Regions from separate parts of the Homo sapiens genome. Here all the other regions are linked to region 2. The links are chromatin contacts, found by Hi-C or POLR2A ChIA-PET in ENCODE. All regions are on one chromosome and are shown on one strand. The core of a region is the stretch at or near the end of the contact, and the rest is flanking DNA. Distances in the headings are between cores, read along the strand shown.

The links. A loop is a pair of places that touch in the nucleus more often than their neighbours do. ChIA-PET counts read pairs that join two places held with the same protein, here RNA polymerase II (POLR2A). Pooled maps may share reads with other maps.
Region 1: a pooled map shows a loop between it and region 2 (2.3-fold over the local background). The contact joins two enhancer-like sites. A Hi-C loop is called at or near these places in 1 of 37 single-sample maps with no recorded cell type and 1 of 50 pooled maps. POLR2A ChIA-PET finds 5 or more read pairs at or near these places in 1 of 52 experiments (PC-9).
Region 3: a loop to region 2 is called in a map with no recorded cell type, with 18 times the contacts of the local background. The contact joins two enhancer-like sites. A Hi-C loop is called at or near these places in 4 of 37 single-sample maps with no recorded cell type and 4 of 50 pooled maps.

Annotation. Positions count from the first base shown.
Region 1 is chr12:12,472,527-12,476,464 of GRCh38, forward strand. It overlaps DUSP16 (dual specificity phosphatase 16), which reads right to left. Exons shown (of 7, transcript NM_030640.3): 7 at 756-3,938. Among named protein-coding and RNA genes, the nearest start is that of DUSP16, 88 kb to the right of the region's middle. Within about 2 kb of position 2,570, at least 7 of the 41 ENCODE cell types and tissues checked have a DNase peak (open chromatin) inside an H3K27ac peak, as active enhancers do.
Region 2 is chr12:13,170,759-13,174,982 of GRCh38, forward strand. No RefSeq gene overlaps it. Among named protein-coding and RNA genes, the nearest start is that of EMP1, 24 kb to the right of the region's middle. RefSeq lists enhancers at 1,700-1,749, 2,955-3,004. Within about 2 kb of position 2,938, at least 21 of the 41 ENCODE cell types and tissues checked have a DNase peak (open chromatin) inside an H3K27ac peak, as active enhancers do.
Region 3 is chr12:14,154,745-14,158,661 of GRCh38, forward strand. No RefSeq gene overlaps it. Among named protein-coding and RNA genes, the nearest start is that of GRIN2B, 180 kb to the left of the region's middle. Within about 2 kb of position 2,532, at least 2 of the 41 ENCODE cell types and tissues checked have a DNase peak (open chromatin) inside an H3K27ac peak, as active enhancers do.

The sequences.
Region 1 (3,938 bases), core at 1,320-3,819, 700 kb before region 2:
GTTCGGGGAGGCTCAGGCATGGCGGGCTGCAGGTCCTGAGCCCTGCCCTGTGGGAAGGCAGCTAAGGCCCTGTGAGAAATTGAGCACAGCAGCTGCTGGCCCGGGTGCTAAAAGCCCCTCACTGCTCGGGCGGTGGGGCCAGCTGGCTGCTCCGAGCGCAGGGTCCGCTGAGCCCACGCCCACCTGGAACTCGCACTGGCCTGCAAGCACCGTGCGCAGCCCCGGTTCCCGCCCATGCCTCTCCCTCCACACCTCTCCCTCCACACCTCCCGGCAAGCTGAGGGAGCCGGCTCCGCCTTGGCCAGCCGAGAAAGGGGCTCCCACAGTGCAGCGGCGGGCTGAAGGGCTCCTCAAGTGCCGCCAAAGTGGAAGCCCAGGCAGAGGAGGTGCTGAGAGTGAGTGAGGGGTGTGAGGGCTGCCAGTGCGCTGTCACCTCTCACTAATTTCCCCTTAGTTTATTTTTTGTTTAAAATGGAGTTTCGCTCTTGTTGCCCAGGCTGGAGTGCAATGGCGAAATCTTGGCTCACTGTAACCTCCACCTCCTAGGTTCAAGCAATTCTCGTGCCTCAGCCTCCCAAGTAGCTGGGATGACAGGCACCCACACCTGGCTAATTTTTGTATTTTTAGTAGAGAAGGGATTTCACCAGGTAGGCCCGGTTGGTCTCAAACTCCTGACCTCAGGTAATCCACCTGCCTTGGCCTCCCAAAGTGCTGGGATTACAAGCGTGAGCCACCGCCCCCAGCCTCCCCTCTTAGTTTAATTCCTGGTCTAATTGTAGTTGTCACATCCAAACCAGTCCTCCAACAATAGCCTGCTGAGGCTGGTCATGAAGGGGCTCCGAGCACTGTCAGCAACTGGCCTGAACTTCAGGCTCTCCCAAGATCTGCATCTTCTCATTGGAAGCCTCTCACTGAAACAACTGTTCCTCCTGTTACCCTCTATCTCTGGAGGCTGATTTATTCTAATTCCCTTTATTCCTCTATCTCACTTCCACCTCTTTTTCTGCAGGGTCCTGGCCAAGATAGCTCTTCTAGTCTAGCTCACCCGGCCCAATCTTTCTTATAAATTTTCTTAAATGTAACTTCAACTCAACCAACTTCAAGGTCACCTGTGATTCTTTCTGTAGTCAATATTCCATCTGTTTGCACTGAAGCTTTATTCCTTCAATGCCTAATTTTTATGAAACTGATGAGACTAAGTTTCTAGTCTCATAAGTCATCAAATCTAGTGTCATGAGCAGAGAGGTTGTTGAGATGTATGTGGCAAGGACAAAGGACAGCTCTTCAACAATTGCCCTTCCTGTTTTTCCTGTAGGAATCGTAACATCATTTACATGTTATATCGAAATGGGCCATGTGTGTGTAGCTGGCCTTTTTTTTCCTACCATGTACTTGTGTGTTCTGGAATCAGTCAGCTAGAAAATATTTACCAAGTGTCTTAGGCTTTTTCACTGTAGTGTGCATTTAACGTACACAGTAAAGAATGAAGGCTGGCACTAAACTGTTAGCTAATCATCCGGTGTTCCATGTGAATGACAGAACACGGAATAAACCTGATGACACCACCACTTTATTTTGAGCTAAATCCTCATTTAAGTGAGAACAGGACAGGTTTCACCACTGCCTCCTTTGGCAACTTGAGTGGTGGTGTTCCCACCGAGTTTATGGCTGCAAAGATAGGTCTTTTCTCGTATTTATGTATAAACAGGTACCAGTTTTGATTTTATTTAATCATTTCATACATTAACATACATGACACATCAAAATGAGAAATGCACAGTTTAACCGTTCAACAGCTGGCCTTACTTCAAAAGAACACTATATTCATATTAAACATTTACAGTCTTTCCATCTAACTTTACACATGTCCTAAATCATTTTCCAGCACTTCTCACATAGAAGTCTAGTTTTGCTCTTTAAAATCACCATCTGTATCACCCCTAGTAGACGCGAGGGTTTCCCCAATTACATGCTGAAGAGAGCCAGCCACCACCCCACCTAAAGACATCCAAGCAGCTCCAGAGCCTGCCTCCGAGGCCACCCCTTCGCCACGGCAGTCTCGATTCCAAGAACTGATTATCTGACACTAGTGAACCAGCACTAAAGGCTGTAGGATGTGACTACATCACAGTTCCAGAAGGAAGGGGGACCATGGCCAAGAGAAGCCCTAAATGACAGAAGCTCATTAAAACCAAGTCCCCCAAACCTCCTGAAACATCGTTAGCAAGGAGCTACTGCTTTCCTTTCTTAAACATGTTTTGGGCATGACCACACTCTGGAAGTGGTGAACTGTTACACATTTGGTGTGTGTGTACATAACATCAAAAACTACTGTGTGAAACTTGAGAATGTCTGATTAAAGATTTCAATGTATATCTAAAAACTAACTCAAATCGTTGACCAGCACTTTCCCAGTATCATAACAATGCGGCTGACCCTCTTCTGCCTTCACTTTACACCCCATCATAGCACATTATTTGTGCACAACTAGTGAGGTCTGTGCGGCTCATCATCCCCATAACCAAGTCGGTCTGTGTTGAGTCATATCATTCTGTGCTGGTTTTAGAAGTCACCATAGGAAACATGAAGTCACATCCTGGTCAAAAAACTGTCCATTTCTCAAAAACAGAGAAAAACCTGAGATACGAGGCAGCAACTAGCGACACTTACAGGAAGGGAAAGAACAATGACAACACCCGCCCAGCCCCACCCCCAAAAAGCTGCTGTTGTGAATTAAGGCTTCAAAAGAGGACCCACATTGTAGCTGATAAAACTCAAGCCAGGAGGATGTTTGAAAGCCAATCTGCACTATCACTTGTTCCAGTGACCTCCTATGTTCAGCTGCCAGGACCGATTCCATACAGTGATTGTAGGTTGAGGACTGAGGACGCCCCTTTGCTCTCGCTCCATTTTGATTTGCTTTTTCCACTGAAGACACGCCGGCCAGCGTTTCCAAAAACAGCTTGGCCATGGCTTTGCACTCTATTCACAACTGATCAAAACTCAATGGTCTTCTCAGCTTTCTCAACCGTTTTATTCTGAATATTCCTTCCTCACTAAAGCCTCTCTCAGCCCTACTAGTAAATGTGAAAGTCTGAGGCAATCATAGAAACATCAGCCCCATCGCATGCCGAGGGGATAAAAGCCACTAAGGAAACAGGTTTCCTGCTTCTCCTCAGCAATTTGTACCTTTCTTAATCTTCCCATAATTTACCTCCCTAGGAAGTTTCCTATAAAATTCTGCCATATTATTACATTTTACCAACTGTATCCATGCAGTGAAGCAGAAAGGGCAAAAACATCTGCTTTGGCTGAGAATTTGAAGGTGCTGCTGCTCTGCTACCAACCCAAATAAATTCACATTTGGCTTGAAACCAAGTTCATCTTTATTTAAAGGATTGACAATCCCATTTTAAACAATTCTTTGATTTACAAAGAGGGAGGTAGACTCGTTAGCCTCCCAACCTTAGCTTAAATCGTGATGTTGCCAGGTTCCTGGTGGTTCAGCTGAATCCTAGACAGTTTCCCTTCTCTTCATAAAGCTGAGAAGAAAAAAAAATTATCTCCATCTAGGCCCACGGGAATTTTGTGCATAGACAGTTTGAATTGGTCTGAAAAGTGTGACTAGCTACCTACCTATTCACAATGCCTAGAAAATGGGCTACCAGATATGGTAGTGGTCAAAGCCCCGACTTTCCTGTCTGAGGTACTGGGTTTGCTCTAAGGTAGACCTTGGCAAGGCCCCTAATGGTCCGTCCAGCAGAGTGATGCTCGTGTCCCTCGGCTGTCAGGTGAGCGTGGGTTTGTGAATCAGCTTTGGATAGGATCATTTCTCTTGGATTTACCACTAGGCTCTGTCCCTAACAGGGTCTACCTACCTGACCCCCAAGCTGGCTCAGTCTCAGCGCTAAGGTGTACTATGGAAGGGTCCGGACAAA
Region 2 (4,224 bases), core at 1,688-4,187:
AAAAACGCTATGTAAAATTGCTAAATTAAGAAATAGCTTTATAGAAATCAAGAAACAGTTTTTAGAGAAATAAAAGTAATCACCAGGAGAGAAAACTCAAAGAGAATGCAAGGTGATTAGGTAGAGGGAGTGGGCAGGGGGAAGCGGAGAGGGAAGAGGAAGGGAAGAGACTGTTGCTTTGCATTTTAAATCCCCTGCACCTTAAAAAAATTAAATTATGTGCATGAATTACTTTGCAAAACTGTACATTTGTGTATCTTTTAAAAGGGTAAATAGGGCTTGTTTGGAAGATAAGCCAAAAGGGGAATGATAGTAATGTTCAAAGGGTGAGATGAGTTGGAAGTTCATGGCCTGATAGGGAGTGGTGTGATCTAGTGGCTGGACTCTAGGGAGGTTGTTTTGGCAGTGGGTGGGTGGGGGGAAGAGGGGGAGCGGCTGGAGGTGACTCTGGAAAAGTGGGCTAAGGCAAGGCTGTGGAAAGCATTGAATGCCATGCTAAGAAGTTTGGAATTTCCTCTGTTGACCATGGGGAACTATGAAAAAAAGTTTTGAGCAACATGATTCCATCTGTGTTTCAGAGGAATCATCCTTATGGCAAAATGTGGTAGGATTTGGAGTGTGGGAATGGCAGGAAGCGGGAAGGCCAGATCAGAGATGGTTACAAGCTTAAGGGACTCTTTAGGGTCCGAATTAAGGCTTTCAACCTCTGTAGAAAACTGAAGTTCCATAATTGCAACTTGAATCAAAACTCTTCTACCACTTTCCTCGCCCTCCTGTGGACTGGGGTGTCCTCTGCCCAGGAAGACACTGATGGGGCGGTAGGGTGGTGGTGGGTGGGCCACAGGGAACTGCCCACCCCTCCTCATTCAGGGGCCACTAGAACCTCCTGTCTGGTCCAAATCTCACTTCAGATTTTTAGAATCTTACTACAAACAATTTTTTGGCCACATTTCAAGACATGTCTTAGTTTTTAGCACAGGATTTTTACCAATCTCTCCCTAGCCCCCTCCACACCCTTTAATGATTCCCTTGGTTTTTATAAGTAGGTTTCCAGTTTTTTCCTCCTGCCTGCCAGCTCATCTAAGAAGTAGGATTTTTTTTCTCCTTTTTTATTATTGGTATTTAAAAAATAATAAAATGGAAAAAATGAATGTTTTTGCACTTCTGGCCTCTTGCTTTCGAGGTTCACACCCACTGGCGCCCTCCCTCTGAGGCTCACTAACATTCCACACTGCTGGGCGTGTGTCTGTGTGACTAGGATTCCTTGGCTGTTGTCTCCTGTCATCATAATTTCTCCCTTACCTCCTCACCTACTTGCATTCCTCCCTTTCTCCCACCCTCTGGTTGCCAGGCAACACAGCTGAGGGGCAGGAGGAGCTGGCAGGCAGTGCCCCCATGGAAATACTGGCTGCCTGTCTTCCTCTCCCAGCAGCTTGGCTGGGAGTTGGGCAATTGCTGAAGGTCAAAGGCAGCCATCCATAGTTGTGTCATTCCCTCCACTAGGTATAAACCTGACACAATCAGGGAAATACTTGAAGGTAGGGAATGGGGTAAAGTAAGGCAGTTAGTTTTCCCTTCACACCCAAGAGGCTGGCGTGACTCCTGCCTTCCGGCAGAAGAGGGTAAAGGTGGAGATGAATTGGCCTTTCTGCGTTTCAGAAATGTGAATTTCATTTCCTTCCACACCTCTCTGTCCAGTGGCTGGGCTTGAGAATTAGAGTCGACCCGGCAAAATGACAAATTCACTTGTTAGCAGAGGTTGAATTTTTTGAGTTGGGGCCCATTTCTCTAGTACCAAACATGATCTGGGGACTCGCAGCATGGACAGCCTCTGGGAGCTTGTTAGGAATGCAGACCTCAGTCCCATCCCAGACCACCGAAACAGAAGCTGTAGTTTTTCAGAATGACTGGGTAATTTGCATGCATGCTGATCAAATACTGTCGATTCGGTCTTGTGTTCTTGAGACTTCTTCCTTTCTCCTGCTCAGTGGGGCGTCATGGAGTCCTATGTTGGGGTCTTTCATGGGTTTACGGAGAGATGAGTGAGCAAATGCAGAGACTGTCTCAGCCTGACACAAACCCCTTCCCCTTTCTCCATCTATCCTTACCCTACACAGGTATGAGACAAGGCATGTCCAGATATGTTACCTCCCTTATCCTCACACACTCCTGTGTCTATTTTTAAACAACGAATCCCAATTTTATTGATGAAGAAATGACCTAGGTTGTTGAAACTTACAGAGCTTCAATGGACTCGCCCTGGTGATTACTGAACAGCTTGCTTTCACCTTCCTTTGGTATGTGTCCTAGGCTAGAAATTCTGTCCTTTTAAACACGTAGCTCCAAAGAGTCATTATTGAAAAAAAGCAATCAGAAACAGAATGTTGGGTTTGGTTTGAGTCATAAATTCCACCATGTAGGGATGAAATTAAGGACTTTTTCCTGAGCCTCTGCAAATGATTCCAGTAGTTCAGAGGCCCTTTTGAACAAGAGGTTACATGGATTGGGTTTCAAAGAAAAGAATGTCGAAAGACATCTTCCAGCTGAGAATGGGCTCCAGATGTGAGCATTGCTCTTCCAGATGTGTGGACGAATGGAGCGGGACTGAGATGCCTCACATGTCTGCAACATGAAATGGAAAATCCTCTCTCAGCCACAGGGGAAAGTAGGACAGGGGGAAGACAAATGGAATCCAAGTTAAACTCTTCAAGGTGGGGCCAGACTAACTCTAAGAAATCATTCCCAGGTGGGCTGATATTTTACGTATGCAGTATGTGTAGAGGCCACACCTCAAACTGTGCTGCTGAGCAGAAACTCAGAAGGTATTGTGTCTGCAGGAACTCACTCTTCTCAGACCTGCATAAATCTGATTCAGCCCCTTAGAGGAGCCTCACTGAGAACTGTTGAGACTACAGGCAGATCAAGCAGGACAGGCGGCGAGACTTACTCAGCGGAGCTGAGAACAGAGCCCAGAATGCGGAAGGGGAAGGAGCCAGGAGTCACACAGTCCTTTCTTTCTTCAGCTTCTGAATCAGCAACTCATTCTCTCGGGGATCGCTGGGTTTGTTTCTTTACAATGGCTAGAAGGTCCCATGTTTCTCAGATGAGTAAATTTGAAACCACAGAAAACTGAGGCCTTGTGGCCAAGTCCTCTTGGTTTGTCACATCTCTGAAAATCTGAGCCATTGTCAAACTCCTGGCTGCAGGGAATTAAACCCTTTATTTCCCTCTGCCAGCATCTTCACCTTCTCCAGGAAGATCTGCCAAAGGACTGCTCCAGGTGCAGGTCCACCCACCTCCCCACTTTCCCAAACCTTCCTCCTTTTCCATTTAGAGACTGTCCCTGAGTCCCAATTTCCATGTCACTCTGGAAGTGTGAAAGTGATCTTTATTCCCCATACCTTCTCTATTTTTAAGCAACACAGTTAACTCACTCTGTACTGGTTCAGCTGGTGAGGATCCATATTTTTATTTTCCCCTAAGAGTTCCCAGCCTCTAAACAATACATTCTGACAAAACAGGTTAATTTAAGTTGCTAATTATTTACATTATTAAAACATTATTACATTTGCACATGTAATAATGTCTACATACTGATTACACACACACACACACACACACACAAACCTAAACTGGCATAATCCCTGGTTAATATGCTAATAATAAAATTGATGATTACTAAGTTGAAAAAGTTAATTAGCTGTCTTCTGTTTTTGTATGTGGGGCCTAATCCTCCCTGTGATCTTGGGCCCAACACATTTCTCAAAGGCCACACCAGTCAGAAGGTAGATTTTCCAGTTGGAAGGTATTGAGAGCATTGCAGGGGTAAACCCAGTACCAGTCCACCCTGGGAGGACATATGTCATTATACTGAGAATCAAGTATCAGGAAGTATAGTATCATCATCATCATCATCATCAATCAATGACTAACTGTGAGTTTATTTCCTTTTGTTTTTATTTTTTAATTTTAATTTTATTTTTTTCTGAGACGGGGTCTCAGTCTGTTGCCCAGGCTGGAGTGCAGTGGCGTGATGTTGATTTACTGCAACCTCTGCCTCCTGGGTTCAAGCAATTATCCTGCCTCAGCCTCCCGAGTAGCTGGGACTACAGGCGTGCACCACCATGGCAGACTAATTTTTTATATTTTTAGTACAGACAGGATTTCACCACATTGGCCAGGCTGGTCTTGAACTCCAACTCCTGACCTCAAGTGATCTGCCCG
Region 3 (3,917 bases), core at 1,282-3,781, 980 kb after region 2:
CATGCCTGTAATCCCAGCAGCACTTTGGGAAGCCGAGGAGGGTGGATCACCTGAGGTCAGGAGTTCAAGACAAGCCTGGCCAACATGATGAAACTCTGTCTCTACTAAAATTACAAAAATTAGCCAGGTGTGGTGGTGCACACCTGTAGCCCCAGCTACTCTGGAGGCTGAGGCAGGAGAATCACTTGAACCCGGGAGGCAGAGGTTGCAATGAGCCGCGATCACCCCACTGCACTCCAGCCTGGGCAACAGAGCCAGACTCTGTCTCAAAAAAAAAAAAAAAACAAAGCCTAAGGCAAATAATTTTTGGCTAAGTCCCCAAAAGCAATTGCAACAAAAACAAAAATTGACAAGTGGGACCTAAACTAAAGAACTGCTGCACAGCAAAAGAAACTATCAACAGAGTAAACAGACAACCTACAGAATGGGAGAAAATATTCACAAACTATGCATCTCACAAACATCTAATATTCAGAGTCTATATGGAGCTAAAACAAATCAACAAGCAAAAAACAAATAACCCCATTAGAAAATAGGCAAAGGACATGAACACTTTTCAAAAGAAGACATACAAGAGGCCAACAAACATGAAAAATGCTCAGCATCACTAATCATCAGAGAAGAGCAAATCAAAACCATAATGAGGTACTATCTCAGACCAGCCAGAATGGCTATTATTAAAAGTCAAAAAATGGCCAGGCGCAGTGGCTCACGCCTGTAATCCCAACACTCTGAGAGGCCAAGGCGGGCGGATCACTTGAGGTCAGGAGTTCGAGACCAGCCTGGCCAACGTGGTGAAACCACATCTCTACTAAAAATACAAAAATTAGCTGAGCATAGTGGCACATACGTGTAATCCCAACTACTTGGGAGGCTGAGGCAGGAGAATCGCTTGAACCTGGGAGGCGGAGGTTGCAGTGAGCTGGGATCGCACAACTGCACTCCACCCTGGGTGACAGACCAAGACTCCCTCTCAAAAAGAAAAAAAAAAAAAAAAAGGTCAAAAAACAACAGATGCTGACAAGGCAGCAGAGAAAGAGGAACACTTAGACACTGCGGGTGGGAATGTCAATTAGTTTGGCCACTATAGAAAGCAGTTCGGAGATTTCTCAAAGAACTTAAAACAGAGATACCATCTGACCCCACAACCCCATTACTGGGTATATACCCAAAGAAAAGTAGATCATTACACCAAAGGACACATGCACTGGTATGTTCATCACTGTGCTATTCACAATAGCAAAGACATGGAATCAACCTAGGTGCCCATCAATGGTGGATCAGATAAAGAAAATGTGGTACATATACACCATGGAATGAATACTACACAGCCATGAAAAAGAATGAAATCATGTCCTTTGCAGCAACATGGTTGGAGCTGGAGGTCATTATCCTGAGTGAATTAATGCAGGAACAGAAAACCAAATACCACTTGTTCTCACTTATTGGTGGGAACTAAACATTGAGCACACACGGACAAACATGGACACTGTGGACTACTAGAGAGGGGAGGCAAGGGAAGAGTGGTGTGTGAGTTGAAAAACTACCTATTGGCTACTATGCTCACAACCTGGGTTCAAACCTGCACATGCACCCTCCACATTTAAAATAAAAGTTAAAATTTAAAAATTAAATAATGCAAACATATAGGAAGAAGGAGGAGGAGGAGGAAGAGGAAGAAGAGGAGGAGGAAGAGGAGGAAGAAAAAGAAGGAGAAGGAGGAGGAGGAGGAGAAGAAGCCACCGCCTAAGGCCACTGGGCTTGCTGACCTGCCCCAGAGCAAGAGAAGGAGCACCAAGGAGCAGGACTCAGGGGTATAGCTCGATGGGGGAGGGGCACAGATGATTCCCTTGGGTCTCTGTTTCCTGAGGCATGCAGAAGATGGATTCTACAATTTGCTGCAGACCCTCAGTAGGGAACCTTGGAGGACAGATGTCCTCAATACCAATGCCAACAGAGCACCTGGGATGGAGCCTTATCAGGAGCATCTAAAGTCATTCCCAGTACTACCAGTGGCAAACCACTACCCTTCAAGCAACCAGCCAGACAGTGAGAATGATTAAAAGAAACGTGGGGAGGTGCCACCATCTGCATCCCTCAGCCTTGTTCCTGACTCAGTCTCAGGGAGGTAAGCAATGGAGGAAGGAGGGAGATGGAAAGAGCAGGTGATGACAGCCACCCTGTTGACCTAAAGAAAGAAATAAAGGCACAATTAACATAGAGAGTTTATTTGCGCCAAGGTTGAGGATGGCTACCTGGGACACACATTTAAGCTGCCTTGAGGAGTGCTTCTATTTAGTCTTTGTTACAAGCAGGTTTTTAAAGGCAAAAGGGGAGAAGGAGTGGGCAGATACAAAGTTGTTAGACAGGAATTCTCACTGATTTATGGAATTAACATTGGTTAGTGATTGGCTTTACGTTGTTGAACTACAGTGTATGAGTTATGATGTCCAGTGCAATGCATTTTATGGCTACTTGGCATCAGTTACTCTAGAGCCCACAGAGCAGGTGGCTTTAAGATGAAATGATTTAGCTCAAAGGGAAGTGAAACATGACTGCTGTCACACACTGTCACAATTCAATGCTTCACTGGGCCTGATAATTAAAGAGGGTTCACTCCCTTCCTCTAGGCCCCTGAAACCTGAACTGGAGAGAGGAGTGAGAGAGCTTTGAATTAAGCATCAGACAGATGTTTGTTATGATTTGAATGTATGCATCCCTCCAAAATTCATATGTTAGCAGCTAATACACAAGGTGATGGTATTAGAAAGTGGGGCCATCGGAGGGTGATTAAGTCATAAGGACTTCACCTTTATGAATGAGATTTTGTGCTTACAAAAGGGCTTGAGGAAGTGAGTTTGCCCCTTCTTCTCTTCTGCTATGTGAGGACATAGAGTTTGTCCTCATCAAAAGATGCAGCAACAGGGCACCATCTTGAAAGCAGAGAGAGAAATTTTACCAGACATCAAATCTGAGAGATTTGTTTGGTGTTACGTATAGATGATGTCTGGTAATTAATGAGACAACAGAATGTTGTAGGATTTGCTGTCTTGGCTACTGTAACTCATACTACACATCTACAAGACTGTTGTTTAAATAAAATGTAGATAATTAATTCTCAATTTGCTTATAAACTGAGTAATGTTGTACTATAATGTGAACCCAAGAACATGTTGGAAAACATCCACTGAAAAATATATAACACTAAGAAAATTGCTGTGATAACAAACCTACAATTCTGGCCAAATAGAGCAGATATGTTGTTATTTGTGGTAAATCTAATAAAGCAGGTTATTTGAGCTTATTTGTGTTGCTACTGTAGAAAGTAGAATCTCCACTCTCTCAAAAATGTTTAACCAGTATATACAAAGTAATTCGTCACCAAAAGCAACTGTCTTATTTTAATATTCAAATTTTCTGCTTGTTTCTCCTTTACTAAATTTAAAACTCTTTATTGAATACATTCTCAGAGCAATTCTACTTTCTACCAAATCTGCCAGCAACTTGGTCTTGGACTTCCCAGCCTCCAGAACTGCGAAAAATATATTTCTTTTTCCGTTTTTCTTTTTTCTTCTTTCTTTTTTGAGATGGAGTCTTGCTCTGTCAGCAAGCTGGAGTGCAGTGGCGTGATCTCGGCTCACTGCAACCTCCACCTCCTGGGTTCAAGCGATTCTCCTGCCTCAGCTTCCCGAATAACTGGGACTACAGGCACGTGACACTATCCCCAGCTAATTTGTGTATTTTTTAGTAGAGATGGGGTTTCACCATGTTGGCCAGGATGGCCTCAATCTCTTGACCTTGTGATCTGCCTGCCTCTGCCTCCCAAAGTGCTGCGATTACAGGCATGAGCCACTGCGCCTGCCCATATTTCTGTTATTTATAAATTATCCACTCTCAGTATTTTGTTATAGCAGCAG